Linked DNA regions of Homo sapiens: region 1 is linked to region 2. Evidence: read pairs that join two places in POLR2A ChIA-PET (ENCODE). Cell type or tissue: PC-9. All regions are shown on one strand. Links, peaks and the distances in the headings refer to the core of each region. The heading gives the core; the rest is flanking DNA. Region 1 holds the start of KRT75 (keratin 75). Region 2 holds the start of KRT81 (keratin 81).

Region 1 (11,016 bases), core at 1,363-9,362, 140 kb after region 2:
GGTTGTCCTGGTGTCTCACCCTGCTCCCACCCAGATCTTGAGGAATGTGGGGCCAGTGGATGTCCTGAGCTCCCAGCATTGGGCTGACCATGTATTAGTGTGTCTGGTTCGGTTTCCACATGCATTTCAAGCTAAGTTGTCATAGCATCAAAGACATGCCTGCTAAGTTGAAATAAACGAATGTGCTCACACGTTTCCTGAGGCTGAGTTAAGTGATAATGTGGAGCCTCAGAGAACACTAACCCTGGAACCTCTCATGGAGGTGTCCATGCTCACCTTGGTCTGGTACCAGGACTCAGCCTCGGCCCGGCTGCGGTTGGCAATGTCCTCGTATTGTGCTTTGACCTCGGCGATGATACTATCCAGGTCCAGGTTGCGGTTGTTGTCCATGGACAGCACCACGGATGTGTCACCGACCTGGGTCTGCAACTGGGACAGCTCCTGCAGGGCAGTAAACTCAGCATCACCAAGGCATAAGATGAAGAATCTTAAATCTTCGTGGTTAACTACCCATCTAGGTCAGGAATCCTTTCCTTGGTATTCCTGGCAGATTCTCCCAGCTATTCCCTAGGTATTCCCATTCATCCCAAAAGATCAGTGTGGTGAAAATCTTTCCCAGCCTTACTTCTCAAGGCTCCCATCTGTGTGCTTTCCCCAGGCATGAGGGTGGGTAAGCATCCTCTGAATTGGAATTACATAGATTTGAATGTGACACGTGTCTGTTCAGTATGCCAACATAAACGGCTTCTTTAAGAGCATTGGGGACATCTGGGACACTGCTTCCCCCTGCACAGTGTGACTCCATCACTTTCTACCTCTCTCTCCCTTTCCACAGACCCAGGTCTCTGCCTTTGGAGGGGTAGCGCCCAGAATGAGGCATCTTCAAAGGGTAGGAAGCCCCCTGACCAATGAGCTGAGGGACAGCTTGCCTTTTTTTTTTTTTAATACTTTTCAGGGAAGGGGAAGGGAGCAGGTATGTGTTGATTCCTTGGGAAATTACCCAGTGTCCTAGAATTTGGGAATCAGTACTCTCTCCTTGTTAGATGTTGTCCTGCCATGGGATAAGGGAGTTCGGGGGAGAAGCATCAGAGCTGGGGTAGTTTAGTATGACAAGGCTCCAAGTGGTTCTCCCTGGTCCCCCTACCACCCAAGCCCCAGCTTGAAGTATCCAAGCAAGATGCTGGGCAGAGGCACTGAATGAATGAATGGCACAATGCATCATCCTTTTCTTTCCAGGCTCCAGACCTAGGAGAGACAGAAATACTTGCAGACTCTTACTGCATCAAAGACTGAGTGGATGAAGTTGATCTCCTCGGGCAGAGATTTGACCTTGGCTTCCAGCTCCACCTTGTTCATATAGGCAGCATCTACGTCCTGGAATGACAGCGCAGGATGCTCCTTTGAGTCTGCAGCCCCAAGTATCTAGTCCAAAAGAAGCTGAGCAGATTTCTCCCCAGCCCATCTAGTTTGGATTTTAGAAAACTCTGGGTCTGGGTGATTTGGGGTTGGGGATGGGTAATTACGGAGAACTGGGGGCTTGAATTCCCTGAGCTCACAGAAACCCAAGTAGGGCTAATGGGGCCATCAACGTAGAGGGAACATGTTGGGAGGTTTGAACTCTGCAGATATTCTCAAGGTTGATGTGACATTTCTTGGGTGGCCCAAGGGTCAGAGGTCAGGTTACCCCACACTCCAGATTCCATTTTAAACCTTCTCCTTTGAGAGAAACATCCCCACTCACCTTTTTCAGGGCTACAAATTCATTCTCAGCAGCTGTGCGCTTGTTAATTTCATCTTCGTACCTATAAGGACAGAGCGGGGGGTGTGCTGTTGAGCAAGTCTGCATTGAACTCTTTCCAGGCTGGTGTAGCAAGAGTTAAGAGCCCTCAAATCATTTCCAGCTCTTCTGCTGACCTGGGCATGACTTTGGGTGATTCATTTAACCTCTATTTCTCCCTCCATAAAAGGGGGATAATTTCTTCTGCTAGTTTTTAATAAACTTTTCTAAGAGTAGAAGGTGAGCATGGAACTTAAAGGAATACAAAAATATACTTATGCAACTCCATCTTTTGATAGATATGCAATGCTAATCTAAAATGTTTTTCCACCTCAAGTGTCTACCGAAATCGTGGAGTAAACTTTATCTGTTCAGCAGGCTGTTTCGGGTAGATTTTGATATATTTTCACTGAACCTCAGGGTGGCCCCTGAGAAATATGCTTTTTGTAACTAGGGGTAGCTCAAGCTTAGAAATAAGGGCAAGCTGGCTAATGGGTTAGTCTGGACCAAATCCCTTTCCACTGGATACCTCACCTACTGCAGCCTGGATGATGTGCAGTCAAAAGTTTCCCCCCACAAGAAAAGTCAGATTGCCCTCCTTTAAACTCTTCCTTGTTACCTCTCTTCACTCTACAGTGAATGCCATCCTGGAAATGCAAACCATCTCAATAATTGAGCCCATGTCCAATGGAATTAAACAATATGCTGACTGTGAAATTACATTATGATTTCTAGAGTGAGTAGCAATATTTTGTCGGATGATGTTGATATCCCTTTGCAGTCATGTGAACAAATAGGAATAGGATCTTCATAGCAATACACAAGATGAAGGTCCTTGTGCTACCCCACACAGTGCTGTCTCCACCTTGCAGGATAAAGGCTGCAGTTCCAAAGCTCCCGGCTGATATCGGCATTTGCTCCTTTGCACCTCTCTGGTCCTCACACAAAGGAGCCTTCAGATGGCTGTGTGTGGCCAGAAGCCAGTCTCCCACTTACCTGACTTTGAAATCTTCCACAACATCCTGCATGTTCCTCAGTTCAGCTTCAAGCCTGCCCCTCTCGGTGGTGATGCTTTCCAGCTGCCGTCGGAGCTCACTGGTATAGGAATCAAAGAGGGGCTCTAGGTTCTGCCTCACAGTCCTGGAGCCCTGCTCCTGCAGGAGGGCCCACTTGGTCTCCAGGACCTTGTTCTGCTGCTCCAAGAACCTCACCTGGAGGGAAGAAGAGAGAATGAAACCTTGAGAAGTTGGAGAGGCAGAGTTAGACACTCCTATTAATAAGGGAGAGAAGAAAAAGATATTTTTTTCACTTGGCACCCATTGACAATAATGTAACTGACAACTCCAACCCAAAAGGAGGCAGTCCATGGAGCTACCGCAAAGTTCCCTAGGGCTTGCATAGGATTCGGGTGGTGGGGCCTAGAGGCTTCTGTTGGGGAGCTGCTCTTGGGTTAAGTTTCTCAACACCACCTACTCTGGGTTAGGGTAGTTTGCTGAGCAGCAACTCTCCTGTAGAGAATCAACAAAACTCTTCCCTTGGTGTTGACTGAACCAGCCCATGTGGCTCCGAAAGAGAGGAAATTTCTACCAGGTCCTGTGGGGCAAGCTGGCCTGACTTGGAAGGGTCTCAGCCCCTGGGAGCCCGTGCTGAACAGTGCTCATTCCCACAGTGGGGTCATTGCATTATTGCTCTCCCCCCATGGGATGGCCCTTCCAAGAGTTTATTTGATCCCAAACCCAAGGGGGTGGATGAAGCCCCTGCTTACCTTGTCGATGAAGGAGGCGAACTTATTGTTGAGGGTCTTGATCTGCTCGCGCTCCTCGGCCCGCACCCGCTGGATGGTGGGGTCGATTTGCAGGTGAAGAGGAGTCAGGAGACTCTGGTTGACAGTGACCTCTTGGATGCCTCCAGGGGGACACACGGGGAAGCTGGGGCCACTGAAGCCTCCTCCAACTCCACCCCCATAGCCAAATCCACTGTTGACTCCAAACCTGTTGCTGGCCCTGCCACCAAAGCCACTTCGGCAGCTGCTGCCACACCCATTGATGGAGACCCGCTTGGCACCCCCCAGGTTGTAGAGGCTGCGGCTTCCAAAGCTGGCCCCAGCACTGCTGATCCTTCCCAGGCCCCCACTCCCTGCTGCAGAGCGGGCCACAGAGACAGAGCTGAAGCGGGAGCGGCCAGCTGCCGGGGTGATGGCCGAGGTGGTGCTGAAGCCCCTGCGGCTGCCAGACTGGAAGGTGATGGAGGACTGCCGAGACATGGTGGGTGAGGAAGGCCGGCGAGAAGGCACCTGAGGTGGGCTGGTACAGGCAGTGGAGAAGACAGGTGGCTGGAGAGCCCTGGTCTCGTGGCTTTTATGAGCATCCTGTGGGGGCGGGGCACTGCTAGTGGAGAGGGCCTTCTGATGGCATTCCCTGGGCATCCGCCAACCCTGAGCTCACACTCGGCATCCCTCGGGAAATGGTGTAAGGGCCACTGGCTGGTTCCCTGGCACCCCCTCCCCACAACGTGCAAACTCCTTTCCAGTTGCAACTTGATCAGCATATGAGTAAGAAGCAAGTTAATTGCTTTCCGTCATGTGCTAATGATGCATCTTGTAAAGGACTCAGCAAACACTGCCTCATTTCTAAACCGCTTTCTTAGGCCTGGGACCAACTCCGTCCTGTCCAAACATCTTGTGTTAATACAAGCCACTACACTTCACTGTTTCCTTGGGGTGCTTCCTATTCCCTAAGCATTTTCTCAGCACCTACTGCCTGGTTCCCCAAGCCCCATCAAGCTGTCTTTCCAAACCTTGAAGGTCGCGCTCTGTAATCATCTTCCTTAGGAATCCACCCCATTTTGATTGCCCCTTTATTCTGCTCTTAAGCTTCCGTGTCTATTGTGTAGGTCACACATGGTTTTCTGGAGTGTATGTGTGCCTGTGCCCTGCCCACTGCAATATAATGTGACTCTCAAGGCCAGCCAGTGCTCTGTCTCCTGGGAAGAGAGGTTGTGAGAGGAGAAAGACTCGGGTTTGAATCTCAGACCTGCTCATAGTTGTGGGACCTTGAGCAAGCCATGAAACTTTTCTGTGCCTCAACTTTCATGTCTGTAAAATGGGGTTTGTAATGAATATTCACATGTGAAAACTTTCGCAATGCCCGGTATATGTAAGTGCTGAGTAAATGTCTATTGAGGCTCCCCTCTTTCTGATACAATCAAGTAATATTAAGGAAGTGCCAACCATGTCCATCCTGTGACTAGTCCTGTGGGAATTCAAAAGAAACACAATGCACATTATTTATCTTCAACAAGCTCATGGTCCTGTTGGGAAGATAAAACTGTACAAGATGGTGTACCATGAATCATCACCTCCAAGCTGCATTTGAGGCTGCCTATCCCAGAAGTCTCCCAGGCAGTTTCCTCCTCCTCCTGAGGACCAAGAATTCCTAGCTCTCCAGTCCTTCATCAAAAGAGCTCCAACAGCTGCACCTAGCAGAGGATTCGTTCCTTCCCTGTTTCTCCTGTTAACCTTGTAGACTGTGCCCTACATTCTATATTAGTCTACAAACCGCAAAGAAGACTTCAAGGCACCTCATCTCTCTGTTCTGCAACTCATTGCCCCATCTCTACCATGGGAAGAGTCAAACCAAAACATTGCTGAATCTTCTTTTTTTTTCTGCCTTGAGACAGGGTCTCACTCTGTCACCCAGGCTGGAGTGCAGCAGCTCAATCTCGGCTCACTGCAACCGCCACCTCCTGGGCTCAGGTGATCATCCCACCTCAGCTTCCTGAGTAGCTGGGACTACAGGCATGCTCCACCATGCCTCTCTAATTTTTTTACTATTTTGTAAAAACTGGGTGTCGACATTTTGCTCAGGCTAGTCTTGAACTCTTGAGCTCAAGTCATCCATCCTCTTTGGCCTCCCAAAGTACTGAGATTACGGGCTTAAGCCACCGCGCCTGGCCTGAATCTTCTTTTATCTTGCTGCCTGCTTTCTTCTTGCTGTGGTTTTGAAGCCTGGGAGAGTAAGAGAGGAATTAATCAGCATTCAGTCTCCATTTCGTGGATGAGGGCATTGAGCCCAGAATGGTTAACTAGTCAGACAGACCCACAAGAAGCAGAGCCAGATTCCATGGTCTTTCCACACAGGTGTCCTTTTAGGGGCACACTGGTAACCGACCATTTGGCAGATGTTCTCACCTGCCTGGAATGGCAGCTTGGCACTTGGAGCGGTAGTTCTTTGTTCTCTAAACTGTTTCCTCCTTGGGACTGAGGCCCGGGGGTAAGCCTCTCCCCCATCTAGAGATTATTTGGGAGTCTCAGTTTCCACAGGAAAGATATGAATCATAGCTTGTGTTGATACAGGCCAGGAAGAGCAGAGGAGTTCCTTCACCTGGTTCCGTTGCCAACCCCAGCCAGGGTGGTGCATGGTTCTCAAGTGGAAAGAATAATTATGTTTGTTTTCTGTACTCTTCATTGCATGATAATCTGGCCCCCAGAAGAAAGGACACTTGTTTCCTGAGCCATACTGAGCAAACGCTTGCAGAGCTTTCCACAAAACAAAGGTCTTGGAGGGTCCAGGCGTGGTGAGTGGCTGGGCCAGCATGCCCACGGGAAGGGAGGTCCCCAGCCTTCTCTCACCATGCTTCCCACGTGGGAAGCAGGCTCCAGGCTGCCTTCCCTCCCAGCCATTCCTTTCTTTCCCATGTCCCCTGCTGGAGCCCTCTTCCCAGGCACTTCATCTCATTCTGTTTCCATTCTGGTTTTTCTCAGCCATCACCTCTTGCCTGGGGCTGCTCATTTATTCTTTTCCTCCTTCCCCTCTAGTTTTTCCAGGACTGTTGTTTCTGAAGCTAGACGGTCTTACTCACAGGCTTTGCCGAGTTAGATTGAAATAGAAAGATCGTTCACCTCCCTTCCTCCTCCACTCCCTCTTCTGTGACCTTTGACCTGCACAGTGACCTTTATCCTGGTGGTCAATATCTAGAAGAGTGCCTGGGACACCTGGCTTCCCTGACAACTTGTGTCACCACCCTTTTAAAAATCTCAAAACTCAAGGATTGTTAACAACTTCTTCGCTTTCTGACATTTTTGTTTTGTTTTTAACCTCTTTGTAATTCTGCTTACAACTTATCCCTAAGAAGTCATCGAAGGTGAACTGGGCCCAGCACTACCCCTTAACGCTGTTTGCCTGGAATGCCTGTGTCTGGCATGCCCTTTGATGTCTTCGTTTTCTGGTGGTACGAGTGTTGGTCCACTTCTGAGGGTTGGGCGTTTTCCTCCCAGCTCTGACTAGCCTCCTAGCCACCCCAGATAGAATTGTGGCAGAAGTCTGTGTGATTCAGGCTGTCTAATTTAAAGAAGAACTACACATTCCTTTCTGTTCTCCAGTCTTTCTGCAGCCCTCTCCATCTCTGTGTTATTGGGTCTATCTGAGAGGAGTTTTCTTGAGTTTGGAGAAGTGCTGGATTCAGGGGCCATGGTTTGTGCTCTGGTGCGTGAGGCTGGGAGAGGAAAACTCTTCAATTTCCCTGTTCTCCGCCCATCCTGCTCAGGGTGATCTCTGTTATCCTGGGAGGAACACTAACGTCCTTCGCAGGTGGTGGATCCCAGGACATGGGGCCAGGTGGCGATCAGGGCTGTGGAGGAGGAGAGGAAGTGGGTGGGGGATGCCTCTTCCACAGATGAGGAGTGGGGAATGCCCCAGGGAGCTTTGGCTTCCAGCCAGGCCAGGGCCAGGGCGGGGCCACCAGGGCTAAAGACCATGGGGCAGCAGGGGTTACCTCCCTAGAGCAGGCTGGCCTGAATCATAGAACCAGGGGCCTGGGCGCAGCATCTGAGGACTTAGGCCACAGCCACCTGCCCCCGATTCCTCGACTGCTAGACTTCCCAGACTTCTCCTACTCTCTGTGGAGTCCTGGCTTTAGTGAGTAACTATTTATTAGCATCTATAATATGCCAGGCACTCGCTGTTCTAGCACAGGAGATACAGCAGTGAAGAAAGCAGCCACAACTCCCTTCCCTCCTGGAGTTTATATGGAAAGAGGAGGGGAGCAGAGGTGATTTGGAGGGGCAGACACAATCCGGGTCTCCCAGCTGACACTCCCAGGGGCCGAGTGTGGAGAAGGTAATTCTGTTGTGGACACTCCAGGGGCCGAGTGTGGAGAAGGTAATTCTGTTGTGGACACTCCAGGGGCCGAGTGTGGAGAAGGTAATTCTGTTGTGGACACTCCAGGGGCCGAGTGTGGAGAAGGTAATTCTGTTGTGATGGCACCTGAGACATGCTGGCCAGAAATGCTTTGCCGTCTTCACTATTTGTGCTGGGGTGGCCGCACTTCCTCAATGTTTGGTGTGTCTAATAGGCACTGCCCAGCCTGCCTCAGATCTTCCACCTTACAGCCCCCTTTGTGCCTGTAGTCAGAAGCAATAATTGCTCCCCAAAGGGCACTACAGGTGCCAGCTGATCTGAACAAACTGCCAAGGTGCAGGACTTTGGACATCTGCTTGCAAATGGCCACACTCACCTGATCCGCTCCTGCCCACTGCCAACTCAACAGCCACTTCACATGGGCCCAAATTTGATGGGCAGACGTAGAGCCTGTGCAGGTAGGCAGACAACCTCCCCTCTCAGTCCATTTCAGCAGGAAAGTGGTGTGCTGTTTTTATTCAAACTCAGGCTTAAGAAAGTGTGATGAAACTGTCCTGTCCCTCCGTAATCCAGCCCTTCAGACACACCCAACAGGTGTGCATGTACAAGGTAGACACACAGACACATATGTCTTCAGAACATTCACAAAACAGCAATCTGCAAGAGTGTGGTGCTGCCTGGGTGTGTCAGGATACAGAAGTGAAGGAGCAGAATTAGTCTTTAAAGCCTGGAGGAGCCCTAGAGATGAGGAAACTGGGGTCAGAGAGGAGAGAAGAACTGTCGAAGGCCACACAGCTGTTTGGTAGCTGGGCCAGAACTCCTGATCCCTTCTGCTGCCCCACATTAGCCCTGAGGCTTCTCCATGTTAGAGAGCACAGCAAGAAACCTCCCTGTTGCCTGAGAGGCACAGGTGGGGCCCTCCTCGAAGGAGGGTGTTGGTGAGATGCCAGCCTCTCAGGGGCCCTCCCAGGGCACCCTGACAGGAGACTGAAGAATTCCAGGTGTATCTTGGCCATTCATCTCCAACCTTTTTGTTTGTTTGTTTTTTGCTTTTTGTTCTTGTTTTTGAGACAGGGTCTGGAGTGCTGTGGCACAATTACGGCTCACTGCAGCCTCAACCTCCCGGGCTCAAGCTATCCTCCTACCTTGGCTTCCCAAAGTACTGGGACTACAAGTGTGAGCCACTGTGTTTGGCTTCTTCAGCCACTTTAATGGCCTCGTTTGTTCCCAGGGTTAGGATGCTTCCTCCACAAAGTCTCTCTGTGGCTTGTGCTGGGGAGAAGCTGCCACACAGGGAAACTGCAGGGAGGGAAAGTGGGAAGAAATGGGATGCTGCTCCAGCTCTTCCTCGGGGTAGGGACCCAGAGGCCCTCTCTGAACTGAGGAGCGCAGGACCTAGAAACCAGCCTGGTGAACACTGGCATGGAGTTCCAGCCTGTGGGTGCAGGCTCAGGGGCTGGTGATCCTGGCACGCCGCGGGATGCTGCTGAAACCTCCCCAGTGTCACAGGGTCTGGTGGTTGCTGTGGAGGCTTGGGGGTGTTTGTCACCTGATGGGAAGTCCGAGCTGAAAGCGGCAGCCTCACCCTCGTGCTGGGCTTGGCACTGCCTCAGTGTCTCTTGCACACTGAAAACTTGGACATTCTGAAAAGTCTTCCCTCTTTCTTGCTTGCCAGCCCCCTTTCCTCTCCCAGTTACATCTGAGAGACATAGCTGACCTGAGCCTTCAAACAAGCTGCCTTTGCTCAGCATTTATTCTTTCAAGAAGTATTGGCTGGGGACCTATGGCACGTGAAGCACTGGGATACAGCAGTGAGGGAGGCACAGTCCCAGCATGGTGACAAGGAAGTGAGTCATTAAGAGAGGTTGTCACTTTAGGGGTAGGTGCAGGGTGTGCACGGGGAGCTCATGATACCTGGGAGGCCATCACCCCATTGGTGGCCAGGCTGTGGCCATGCAGCCTGGTGGCCAGGCCTTTGCTGTTCACTGCAACTCCAAAAGAGCTCAGAAAGCACACATCATACAGATCCCATATTTCATGGATGAGGAGTGTGAGGCCCAGAGCCTGAGAGGAACCTTAGAGTAAAACTGCAATAGGACAGTTGTCTCCTGTCCCCCAGAACAGTGTTTGCCCCGTGCCACACTGATCTGTGTGCTGGAGCAGATGGTTAAGTGTTCTCCATGAGTTCCGCCCACTAGGGGCTTGGGCTGTGGGGAAGATAGAACCGACACATGTGAAGCAGACATCATGTAAAATGGTATATAACAGAATTTAAAAATATACGCCGGGCACAATGGCTCACGCTTGTAATTCTGGCACTTTGGGAGGCCGAGGTGGGCAGATCGATTGAGCCCGGGAGTTTGAGACCAACCTGGGCAACATGGCAAAACCCCATCTCTACAAAAAATACAAAAATTAGCTGGGCATGGTGGTGTGCGCCTGTAGTCCCAGCTACACAGGAGGCTGAAGTGGGAGGATGGCTTGAGCCCTGGGAGGTTGAAGCTGCAGTGAGTTGTGATTGTGCTACTGCACTCCGTCCTGGGTGATAGAGTGAAACCCTGTCTCAAAAATAAAAAAAAACAATGAAATTCAGACTGTGAGTGATGCAGTCTCTGGATGGGCCTTGAGGGCTTCAGAGGATCCTTGCTCTCCTGCTGGCTCCAGATGCCCCATCTCGGGCACACACAGTAGCATGGCGGGAAGCAGCGCTAAGCACAGGAGGTGAGGCTGAGGTAGCTGGTTGGGTCTAAACATTTCCCAGGGATAAATCAGAGTGGATCCACCCACAGACACTTCAGATGGGATCACTGAATGCATTCCTGCCTTGTCTCTGTAAAGCTGTGTCTGACATGAGGCATCCGGGTGATGCATTGTTTGCTTGTGTGTTTCCGTGAATGAGAACTTCTGTAGCCATGGAGCTGTGTTTTCCATGATCTTGAGAGGACAGGTCCCTTTGGCACCCAGTCTTGGCCTAGGAATTCTTGCCTCATTCTGAGGTGCATGGCTCCCAGCTGACCTGTAAGCACTAAATCAGCACACACTGATGATGAGGATGGTGACAATGACAATGAGGTCAGGAGAGCCATTATGCTAGGAGTGACT
Region 2 (11,016 bases), core at 1,014-9,013:
CATGATCTGTGTCTAGATTTCCCACTCAGGAGTGGAGCAAGGGCTGGGTGGTGTCAGTGCCTGCTCCCTGGGGAGTTGAGTGACCCCCCCCCCCCAACCCAAGCAGATGAACAGAAGTGGAGGCTCAGTCCCTCACTATGAAACTAGGTGATCAGCAACCCACACAGGCAGAGTACTCAGGTTCAGATCACAGATGAGGTTTCTGGGGATGGTGCCAGGAAGAGGGTGTCACAGGCCATCTGGAAGGGAGCTCAGCTGTCCCAGCCCTTCCCCTGTGTCATCTGGAAGTCAGTGCACCCTACTCTCTCACCCTGGGGCTGCCCAAACCCCTCTGAGTTCAGCAGCAGTGGTCACATGCCCCCCTCCCCCAACTCCCTGATGTCTAGCTTGTGCCCCAGAGCAGCCTGGCCACACTTTTCCTTCACAAGCTCCCTCTATCTGAACTGTCAGCTGAGTCTGCATCTTGAGTGCCTGTGTGTGTGTGTCTGTGCATGTGTCTGTCTGTCTGTGTGTCTGTGTGCCTCGCCCATCAGACTGGGATCTCAGGCAGGCAGAGGTCTTTGTGCCTCTGACTCCATCCTTAGTGCCCGGCCCTGGCTGTGTAGGTGGTGGGGGTTCAGGAAGGGTGTGATCCAGGACACCCACCTTGTCGATGAAGGCCGCGAACCTGCTGTTGAGGGACTTGATCTGCTCCTTCTCCTCCTGCTTCACGCACTGCGCGTTGGGGTCGATCTCCAGGTTGAGGGGCGTGAGGAGGCTCTCGTTGACCGACACGGTGGTGATGCATGGGGGACTGGGCCCGCACACGCCCCCGGAGCGGTAGCCGAAGCTGCGTCCGCAGGAGCCGGCCCGAAAGCCTCCGCACACGCTGTGGCTGCCGAAGCCCCCGGTGAGGCCGCGGTAGCAGGAGATGCCACGGTAGGGGGCGGCGGTGATGCAGCAGCGGCCGGGCCGCGGCCCGCAGGCCGAGATGCAGCTGAAGGCGCGCCCACCAAATCCTGATCCGCAGGTCATGATCCTCCTGGACGTTTGGGTTGCAGAGGACAGGATAGGGGACCTGGAGTCCTGATGGAAACTCCAATGTGCTCCTCAGGGCACCGCAGCCCTATTTATGCGCAGATTCTGAAGGGGCTTGGCTGTGAAGATGATGTTGGGGCAATTTGCGCTTTATGGGCTTGGGTGGTTAGCCGGGTCTAACGCCTCTCCAGAATGTGCTTTAATGGGGGAGTGGCCTGCACCCTCTTCTTTGTAAAAGATGTCAGTCTTGGGCTCTGGGGGAGTCAGCATGTTTCATCTTCAAAGTGTCTTGCCAGCAGGGCATTCCTTCATCTGCAGGCATTGGGGAGGGAAGGGGAAGGCAGAGGAGAGGACGAGAAGGAGGAGTAGAGCCTGGCGAGGGGAAGAGAAGGGAGGCCAGGTGCTGGGAGAAACTGGGAGGAGGAGACCTGTGTGTTAAGTGTGATGTGGGGAGAGGGGTTTCAGGAAAGGCTGAGGCATTAATAAATACCATCTCTCATTTCCATCACAGCTGTGGCTAAAGTGCTCCTGAAACACAAATCTGGATTTCCCCATCTCCAGATTTTTCAGTTGGCAGCTGAAAACCATCTCACTTTTCCTACCATGGGAACAGTCAGCAGATTATTAAATATTTGTCTTTTATCTTTTTTATGATGAAAGCTTTCAAATATTGAGGAAAATTGGAATAATACAACACACATGCATTGATGCTCCACCTGTTTACCCCGATTCAACAGTTAACATTATACCATATTTGCTTTCACAGTTGCCCAATTATTTGAGTGGCAGAAAGCATGGCATGTCACCCTTAAATACATCAGCAGGAATTTCTTAAGAATAAGGAGAGTACTATTTTCTTATTCAGGAAAATTAACAATAATTCCAAAGCACCACTTACTATTCATCTCAGATTCAATTTTCCTAACTGTCCTAAGGATTTTAAAACTACATTTTACATAATTTAATTTGTGGCTCTAGCCCTTGTATTTTCTATAAATTAGAAAGTAAATCTTGAGCTGGGATGTCCAATTTGGTAGACAATAGGCAGATGTGGCTACTTAAATTTAAGTTAGTAAAAACTAAATAAGTTAAAAATCTAGTTATTCAGTTGCACTATCCACATTTTGAGTCCTCAGCAGCTACCTGTAAGTAGTGCCTACCTTATTAGACAGTGCATATAAAGAACACTTCTTTATTATTTATTTTTATTTTATTTATTGTTTATTTTCACATAAAATTCTGTTGGACAGCACTGGGCTAGAGGCTGGATTAGGTTTAAATTAAACATTGTTGGGACAGAATACTTCATAAAATATGCTGTGTAACTCTTATTATATCACCCCAGGAAGCATAAAATGTCAGATTGGTGATGCTAAATTGAATCACAGCTGGGCGCAGTGGCTCATACCTGTAATCCCAGCACTTTGGGAGTCTGAGGGGGGTGGATCACCTGAGGTCAGGAGTTCAAGACCAGCCTCAGTGGAGGAGTTTAAGACCAGAGATGGTGAAACCCCGTCTCTACTACAAATACAAAAATTAGCCCGTTATGGTGGCACGTGCCTGTATTCCCAGCTACATGGGAGGCTAAGGCAGGAGAATTGCTTGAACCCAGGAGATGGAGGTTGGATCACTTCAGTACATTTCCCCCTGTATTAGGAAAAACTGTATAGAGAATTAGAATTAGAAAGAACTGTGTAGAGAAACATGGATCTTAGTTTGATAAGAATATGTTTCTTTTTAATTGGTCACCTACTATGTGATCATCATTATATATCGTAAATGATCTCTAATTCTCACATCAATCATATGAAGTATGTGCCATTATCCCCATTTTACTGATGAGGAAACCAAGGGTCAGGGAGGTTAAATAACTTGCCCGAAGTCTCCCAGCTGGTAAGTGATGGAGCCAGGAGTTGCATTGCCTTCTCACTTATAAGCTGTGACAACCCCTTGACTTCCTAATCTTTGGATAAGTTCAAGAGGGTAGTGAAAGTTGTTTACAGGGGAGTATCTGTGAATTTAGGGTGTGAGAGAGTCCATCTAAGGAAGACGGGCAGAGTCAGAGTGGATTGGGATGGTTAGAACCATGAGGGGTCATTTAGGGACACACGGCGATGTGAGGCTACTTGGGGGCTGGGAAGGAGTATGAGTTAGATGTGCAGCACCCCGTGGCTAAGAATTGAAGGACGGGGTGGAAAACATCAGTTTTAGTTATTTGCATACCTCTGGTATATGGCAATACTTTGATAGACTGTACTATGTTCTACTTACCCAGTGAACCACCCCCCACTCCAATAGAGCAGGTCCTAGAAAAATTAGCTCGTAAAGTACAGAGGTTTGCATTAAATTGAGGAGAAGAAAAGAGAAGTGAAATGGCCTGGCTTATAGCCCCCTGGAGCTGCTATGCTTCAAGGGCAAAGGCAGGCAGAGTAGACTTAGGGAATGAGAACAGAAGCAGGATTGATGGGAAAAGAGAGGAGAGGAAAAAAATAGAAGAGAATAGGGCTCTCAGGGTATCTGTGCAAAACATTCAGAGTGTGGCCTTGTGCAGGACAAATGTGGGAGGTCACAGACTGTGTTGAGCTATCTGGTCACCCCAGAGAAGAGTATGGCACCTGCTGTCCCTTTGTGAGTTCAGGGCTGCTGGGCCAGCACTTCTGAAGCTCTTTGTACCCTCATCTGGAATTTGGGGCACTGCTCACAATTGAGCAGTGATGTCCCCAGTAAACCAGCGGTTGGGTGTCCTGAGGAGCACTGTGAGTCAAAGTACATCTCATCCACACTTCACCTTTTCTACCAGTATAACTCCTTATAAAAACAACATGTATAAACACAAGCTAATTACTAATGGCTGGTCCTTACTAAGCAATTTTAAAGATGTAAGAATATGAAAAATTCAAATGTGACACCATTTCATTAAACTTCAGGAATTAATTGCTGCTAATTTTTGAAGACCTAAAAGGACATTCAACTTGTTTTCTTCAGAGTGAAAAAACCTTGTCATGGGGAAGGGAGGAGGGGAGGGAAGGTGGCAGGGAGGAGGGGAGGGAAGATGGCAGAATCTCCACTCTATGGTCTTGGCTCTGGCAAGGTAAAGAGGATAGATTTTAACTTTGTGGAGATAACAATTATTTTTATTGTGAAATATTTCAACACAAAAAATGCATAGGTGGTTAGATCTGTAGCAATACCTACCACTTATAGGAAAAAATAGAACATGTGTGTATTTCAGGAGCTTCCTATGTACCTTGTTCTGATTGTACCCTACTCCTTCCTGGCCTAGGGTGACTCCTCTCTTGCATTTTGTGTTTAATTATTCCTTTGCTTTTCTTACAGTTTTAGAACCAATGCACCCATCTTGCAATGACATATTGTTTCTTTTTCCAGCTTTTGAACTTCACATAAATGGACTCATGTTGCATGGATCCTTGTGCATCTGGTTTCTTTCATTAAATGTTGCTTCCTGTAGCTGTCCTGTGTTCATTTTCACTGTGGATTGCACTCATTGCATGGCTATACCACAGTTTATTTGCCTTTCTACCTCGATAGCCACAAGGTTGTTTCCAGAGTTCTGTAGATTGAACAGAGCTGCTATGAACATCCTTTCTCATGTCTTCTGGTGCATTTATGCAAGAGTTTTTCTGGGGTATGTGGCTATTTTTTTTAAAGTTATGTCAGTAGTAGATGTTTCATGTAGAAAGCTATTTTATGACTATTCTTCCAAACTTAATAATAAAATCTTTTGATGTTCATCTTATACCACACTAGATACTATTTTAAGAGTCCAACATGCATTAACTCATTTAATTTTTACAGTTGCCCTCTGAGGTTGGTGTTATTATTCTCGTTTTATAGATGAGGACACTGAGGTCTAGGGAGGTTAAGGCTCAGGTTGCATGTTAGTAGCAGAACTGGAACCCAGAGCCTGTGTGTCTGATCCCAAAGGAAGGGATGCGTTTGTCCCATTGCACTCCCTTCTGTACACCATCGGCCATCAGTAATAAGTATCACACAGTAGCTGGTGTTTGTACATAACATAAAAACACAAACACTCATCTTGCCCCATGCCCTCTGCAGGGCCCTGCAGGTTGCTCTCAGGGTTCAGGGCCAGAGAGTATAGGAGAGCTCACCCTTGTTCTTGGCAAGCTTCCAGTATTAAGAGAAAAGCAGAGACACATACCCAGATAATGAACAAAAATGGAAACCCTGCAGCACATCAGTGTGTACAAATGTTTTCTTCGTGGATATATTCCAAGGGCTTGTCACATAGTAGGTGCTCAATAAATATTTTTTGAATGAATGAAAAGAATACCAGCTGCATATTAAGTGCTGAGTAATGGAGCCATCAAAGCTTGGTGGTTTATTGTGCAAAGCTTTGTGGTAGGATAGGGTGGGGACACATGAAGCAGATGATGTGGCTATTCCTGGGGGTGGGGGTGGAGAGGGGTGACCTTCCTTGCTGGGGCCTGAAGGATGAATGAAGTGAGTGAGATGTGTCCTTCAACCAAGCAAAGTCCTTGGCTTGGGCTATAAGGGGGTGGTGGGGAAAGTCAGCCAATGAGAACAAGGATCTTGAAGGCCTTGGGGCAGAGTAGAGACCAGGTGTCGGATTGGAGAAGGAAAGAGAGAAGCAAATCAGAGGAGATTTCTAGGAAAAGAGGGAGAAAGAAATACTTGGTCTTAGACTATTATTCTCAGGGTGACTTAGAAGAAGAGAAGGAGAGTGCTGCATGGGTGGAGAAGAAAATGAGGGAGAGATCTTAGGAGATAGTCAGGAAGAGGAGGAAACTGGAGGACAGTGGAGGAAAAATGGGAGAAGATCTGGGAAGTATGGTGGAAGGGTCACTCCAGGGATGAAAGAGCAGAGGAGGAGGAGGTGGATGGGGGAAGCAGCACAGCACCAAGGGAAAGTGTGTGTAGGCCCACTGGAAGAGGTGGGCACTGTAGTTCCAGATTTATAGTAATGAACCCTCACAGGGCAGGGACATGGGGCGAGGGAGGTGCAGGCACCCAGCTGGTTAGTGGGATGAATGTTACCAGGGTGGAGCTTTTGAGTCAGGCTCCAGCCCCACCCAGGCATCTTACAGGGGCCTTCTGGCCCTTTGTCCAGTGGGACTCCTCTCTGGTGAGTTCTGATGGATAATTGGCCAGCGTCCTGGGCTCTCTTGGCTGAGAAGGCAGGGCTCTGACTTGGGCTCTCCCCAATCACCCACCCAACTGGCCTGAGGTCAATTCCATTATCAACATCTCAACATCCCAGGTGTTGTGTAAGCAGCCACTCCACTACCTCTCAACTTCCTTCACTGGACCCTGGCCTGCACCTGCTTTCTATGAGTAGAAAGCATGAGCCAGCTGCAAGGTTAGTAAGGGCATGGCCCTCTGGAGACCTGTAAGCCCAGCATGCAGATGCTCCAGATGTAGAGCCTACAGGCTGCCTTCCAGCCCACAGCTGTGTAGCAGAGTCTCAGGGACGACACTGTCCCTGCTTATGAGGGCTGTGCCTCAACCGGCATTCTCCCTCTCTCTCCGCTGTCACAGTATCTCATGATCCTCTCCACTCCTGCAAGGGCCCACAGGATCACCTGTTGTCCACCCACTAGCCCTGTCTCATTGTCTGTCACTGTGTGAAATGCTTCCATGCACATCTTCTCATCAACACTGTCCTGCCCGCCTTTTGCCTAAAGCTTGTCCTCACCCTTTCCAGGGAGCCTTTCTTGCCTTTCCCATCAGACTAGCTGCAATTGCACATTGTCCCAGAAAGGACACTGTCAGCAGTCATTGCATGCCTCAGTATCTGACAGTATGTATGAAAAGTAGCCCTCTTTAGACTTCTGGCCTTTCTCATGAATTTGGATATGCTCTACCAGACTGGGAGCTCCAGAACCCATGTTTCCTTCCTCCTCTTAATGCCTCCTTCCCTCCAAAATTAAGACAGGATTGAGCATAGAGCTAGGAAATATCAGTCACAAAATCCCCGAGTCCCCCATCTGGAAAATGTTGTCTAGTCTAAGCGATCAACTATCTTGAGGAGTCTGCCTTATAATACCCTCCAGGGAGCAGAATGAACCGAAGGGAGCACTGAACAAGAACTTTCTAATGTTAAAACCACCTAATTTGCCCATTCTTTACAAGTGCCCCTTGAAATAAAGGTCCACTTGGGCTAAAAGAAGAGATTCTGATCTCCAGATCTGAAGGTCTTTTGGTTCACCTTGTCTCCACAAAAATGGTGGCCACTGCAGAATAAGAAGTGTCTTTCTTTTACTTAAAGCCTCCCTAAATGGAAGAGATAATGCAAGCTCCTTTAGAAAGTAATGACTACTTGTCTTCTGGCAAGTTCTTCCTCAACTCCAACTTCCATTTGTCCATCTGCAATGAAAGCTTGCCTTCTCTTGCTCTCATTGGAGCACCATTATACTTGGATGAATTATCAAGTCCATATCCCCCATCCTCAACCTCATGAAATCCTCTGGCTACTGACCAATCAGGAGGTTTTAGGATCAGGCAAAAATAAAGATGAGTGAGTGTGCCATCATTTAATTTATGACTGAGGATTTCTGATGGTCTGTTAAGTCCAAATAATAAATACACACTTATGAATTATTCACAGATTACAGAATTTTTAGATTATCCAAGCCTCTCTTCTCATCCAGTAGTATGGTTACCCAAGGATTGGTGGTGTGTTCCTTTGCCAAAGAGAAGAGATTCTCTTTGGACCTTCTCTGAGGCAATCAGGCTGGAGCAGAGATTGAAGGAGGGGCATGTGTTTTGGGGTTCTTTTCGAGGACAAATGGAGTAACCATGGCCAAACTTCTCAGATCCTCTGCCCCTTGGACTGGCTCCCACTGTAGAATATAGTAGATAACATTTATTGAGCATTTTCTATGTGCCAGCTGCTGTTAAACATTGTCCATGCATTATTTCATTTAATCCTTCTACAAGTTCTTTAAGATAAGGCGGTTAATGAAAACTGGACACAGATGGCTTAGGCATGTGGATGAGTATATCCCATCAATGCTGTTGATACGTCTGCAGCAGCAGCATCAGCAGCAACAACAACAACAACTAATATGATTACACACTTAGAGTGTGCCAGGCTTAGTTCTCAGTGATTTACATGGATTAACTCTTTTAATCTTTACAACTTTATGAGGTGGGTACTATTATTATCTTCATTTTAGAAATCATGAAATGAGGTACATAGAGGCTAAGTAATTGCCTGAGTTTACACAGCTAGAGAGTGGCAGAGCTAGAATTCGAAACGAGGCAGTTTGGAATCTGAGTCTGTGTGCTTAACTAATATGCCATGTATTCAAACTTTTTATTTATTTATTTATTTATTTTAATGTTTTCTTTTTATGGGTACATAATAGTTATACATGTTTATGGGCTACATAAGATATTTTGAGATAAGCATAAACTGTGTACTGATCAAATCAGAGTACTTGGAATATCCATCACCTCAAACATTTATTATTTCTTTGTGTTGGGATCATTCCAAGCCTACTCCTTTAGTTATTTTGAAATACACAATAAATGATTAACTATAGTCATTCTATTGTGCTACTGAACACTAGATCTCATTTCTGTTATCTAACTGTATTTTTGTACTCATTAACACGTCTTTATCTTCCCCTCCCCATTACCCTTCCCAGCCTCTGGTAACCATCATTCTACTCTCTATCTGATGAGATCAATTTTTTTAGCTCTCGCATATGTGTAAGAACATCTGAAATTTGTCTTTCTGTACCTCAATTATTTTCCCTAACATAATGTCCTCCAGTTCCATCCATGTTGTTGCAAATGACAGGATTTCATTCCTTTTTATGGCTGAATAATATTCCATTGTGTATCTGTAACATACTTTCTTTATTCATCCATTGATGGACACTTAGTTTGATTCCAAATCTTGGCTATTGTGAATAGCGCTGCAATAAACGTGGGAGTGCAGACATCTCTTTGATATAAGAATTTTCTTTCTTTTGGATGTATACCTAGTAGTGGGATTGCTGGATCACCTGGTGGTTCTATTTTTAGCTTTTGGAGGACACTCCATACTGTTTTCCATAGTGGCTGTAGTAACTTACATCCCACTAGCAGTGTACAAGTGTTCCCCTTTCTCCACATCCTTGCCAGCATCCATAATTTTTTTGTCTTTTTGATAAAAGTCATTTTAATTGGGTTGAGATGATAATCTTATTGTGGTATTGATTTGTATTTCTTTGATGATATGTTGAGCATTTTCAATATACCTGTTGGTCATGTATATGTCTTCTTTTGAGAAATGTCTATTCAGATCTTTTGCCCATTTTAAAATCAGATTATTTGGTTTACTTGCTATTGAGTTGTTTGAGTTCCTTATATATTGCAGCTACGAATTCCTTGTCAGTTGAATAGTTTGCAAATATTTCTTCCATTCTGTAGGTCATTTCTTCAACTTGTTGATTGTTTCCTTTGGTGTGCAGAAGTTCTTTTAGCTCGATGTGATCCCATTTGCCCATTTTTTGCTTTGGTTGCCTTTGGTTTTGAGGTCTCAATCAAGAAATCTTTGTCCAGGTCAATGCCCTAAGCATTTCCTCAATGTTTTCTTCTAGTAGTTTCATAGTCTGAGGTCTTATATTTAAGTCTTTAATCCATTTTAATTTGGTTTTTGTATACAGTGAGAAATAGATATTTCAACTTTTCTGCTGCAACTATAATAAGAAATAATTTTACATGGTGACTGAGTATGCACATACATATACATAGGCCATACAACTGAAACAAAAAGGGCATGTAACAAGTTATTCCCATGACATAAGGTGCAATCTGCTATTTTCTGGTCTATTCTACTCTATTTGATTTTCTCATAATCAATTTCATTAAAATAAAATTCTGGTTGGTTCAATTAGTGGGTCAGAACATGAATTCTGAATAAACACTGCCCCTGAGCCCACCGCTTCCTAATGATTGTAATGAAGCCCATCTGCTCTGTGCTCTGGAGTCCACTGAGCATGTACACATTTCTGTAACTCTAAGGCAGTAGTAGGAGGGAAAGCCTTAACCTATTTCCCAGGAGAGTCAAGTGCCTTCCCCTAGATCACACAGGGGTACTCAGGGCAGAGCCTTGGTTCCTACCCAGCCTTTGTGAGTTTAAGACCCACACTATTCACACTGGATGGATGGCACATACAAATATAGATCTGTTCTCTGGCACCTGCCAAGGGTACTGACAAACTTCTGTGCAGGAGTTTCAAGGAGTATAGTGCAGAAAGCAGCAGGGACTCAGGGGATGATGGCAGGGGCTGGATGCTCTCCTCATGTGGCTCTATTTGATCTCATATTCTGAGCCAGATACTGTATAGATGCATAACAGTGGTGCTCATCCCAGACCTTCTAGGCCCTGGAGGTTACACAGAGGCCTGAGAGGACATCCAGACATTCAATCCTTGTCTAGGGCCTTGTGGGAGGTAATTGTGCTTTCCTGGGGCCAGTGGGCTAGTGTGTGCTCCTGAGGCCGCATGGGACACTCTGAGGGAGGGAATGCCTCCTCTCAGCCGAGGCTGGCCAATATGACCTAATAAGGTGGCCTGAGGACTAGTCTACATGCTAGTTGAATGTGCAGGTGAGGACCTGTGAGTGTGTGTGTGTGTGTGAGATGGTGGGTAGAAAGGCCAGCATGTGAAAGCATTGTGTGTGTGAGTGTGTATGTGAAAGAGAGAGGGGGGGTTGTGAGTAGGAAGGCCAGCATGTGAGTGCATTGTGTGTGAGTTTGTGTGTGTATGTGTGTGTGCACCAGAGAGTGGGAGAGAGAGAGAGAAAAAAACATGTTGATAGGTATAGATAAGGGATTTGGGAGTAGGTGTGGAGGAACTGGGTCCCTGAGAAGGTGACTAAGTTAGAGATTCTGTAAACGTGGGTCTTTTGGGGTGCAGAAACAGGTCATCTAGTTCGGAGAAACCACCAAGCGCCCCCCAAGTTCCACATCAAGGGATTCCCCCTCCCAACATTCCTGGCTAGTCC

What was found. ChIA-PET counts read pairs that join two places held together with the same protein. Peaks named below come from ENCODE experiments on the same cell type or tissue, not always from the same donor. Only the 100,000 strongest peaks of a DNase experiment are listed, where the experiment ranks them.
Region 1: POLR2A ChIA-PET joins it to region 2 with 10 read pairs; 2 of 35 experiments call an interaction of 5 or more read pairs at or near these places.

What each region holds. Positions count from the first base shown.
Region 1 is chr12:52,430,265-52,441,280 of GRCh38, forward strand. KRT75 (keratin 75) reads right to left here and starts at 4,107. Exons shown (of 9, transcript NM_004693.3): 1 at 3,543-4,107; 2 at 2,774-2,988; 3 at 1,742-1,802; 4 at 1,279-1,374; 5 at 277-441. The coding sequence starts at 4,040. RefSeq lists an enhancer at 6,962-7,464. In PC-9, for the core only: no CTCF peak of the experiment used is centred there; DNase peaks (open chromatin) are centred at 5,057 and 5,997; H3K27ac peaks cover 2,850 bases.
Region 2 is chr12:52,290,452-52,301,467 of GRCh38, forward strand. All of the region lies in intron 2 of KRT86 (keratin 86), which reads left to right. KRT81 (keratin 81) reads right to left here and starts at 1,083. Exons shown (of 9, transcript NM_002281.4): 1 at 646-1,083. The coding sequence starts at 1,014. In PC-9, for the core only: no CTCF peak of the experiment used is centred there; no DNase peak of the experiment used is centred there.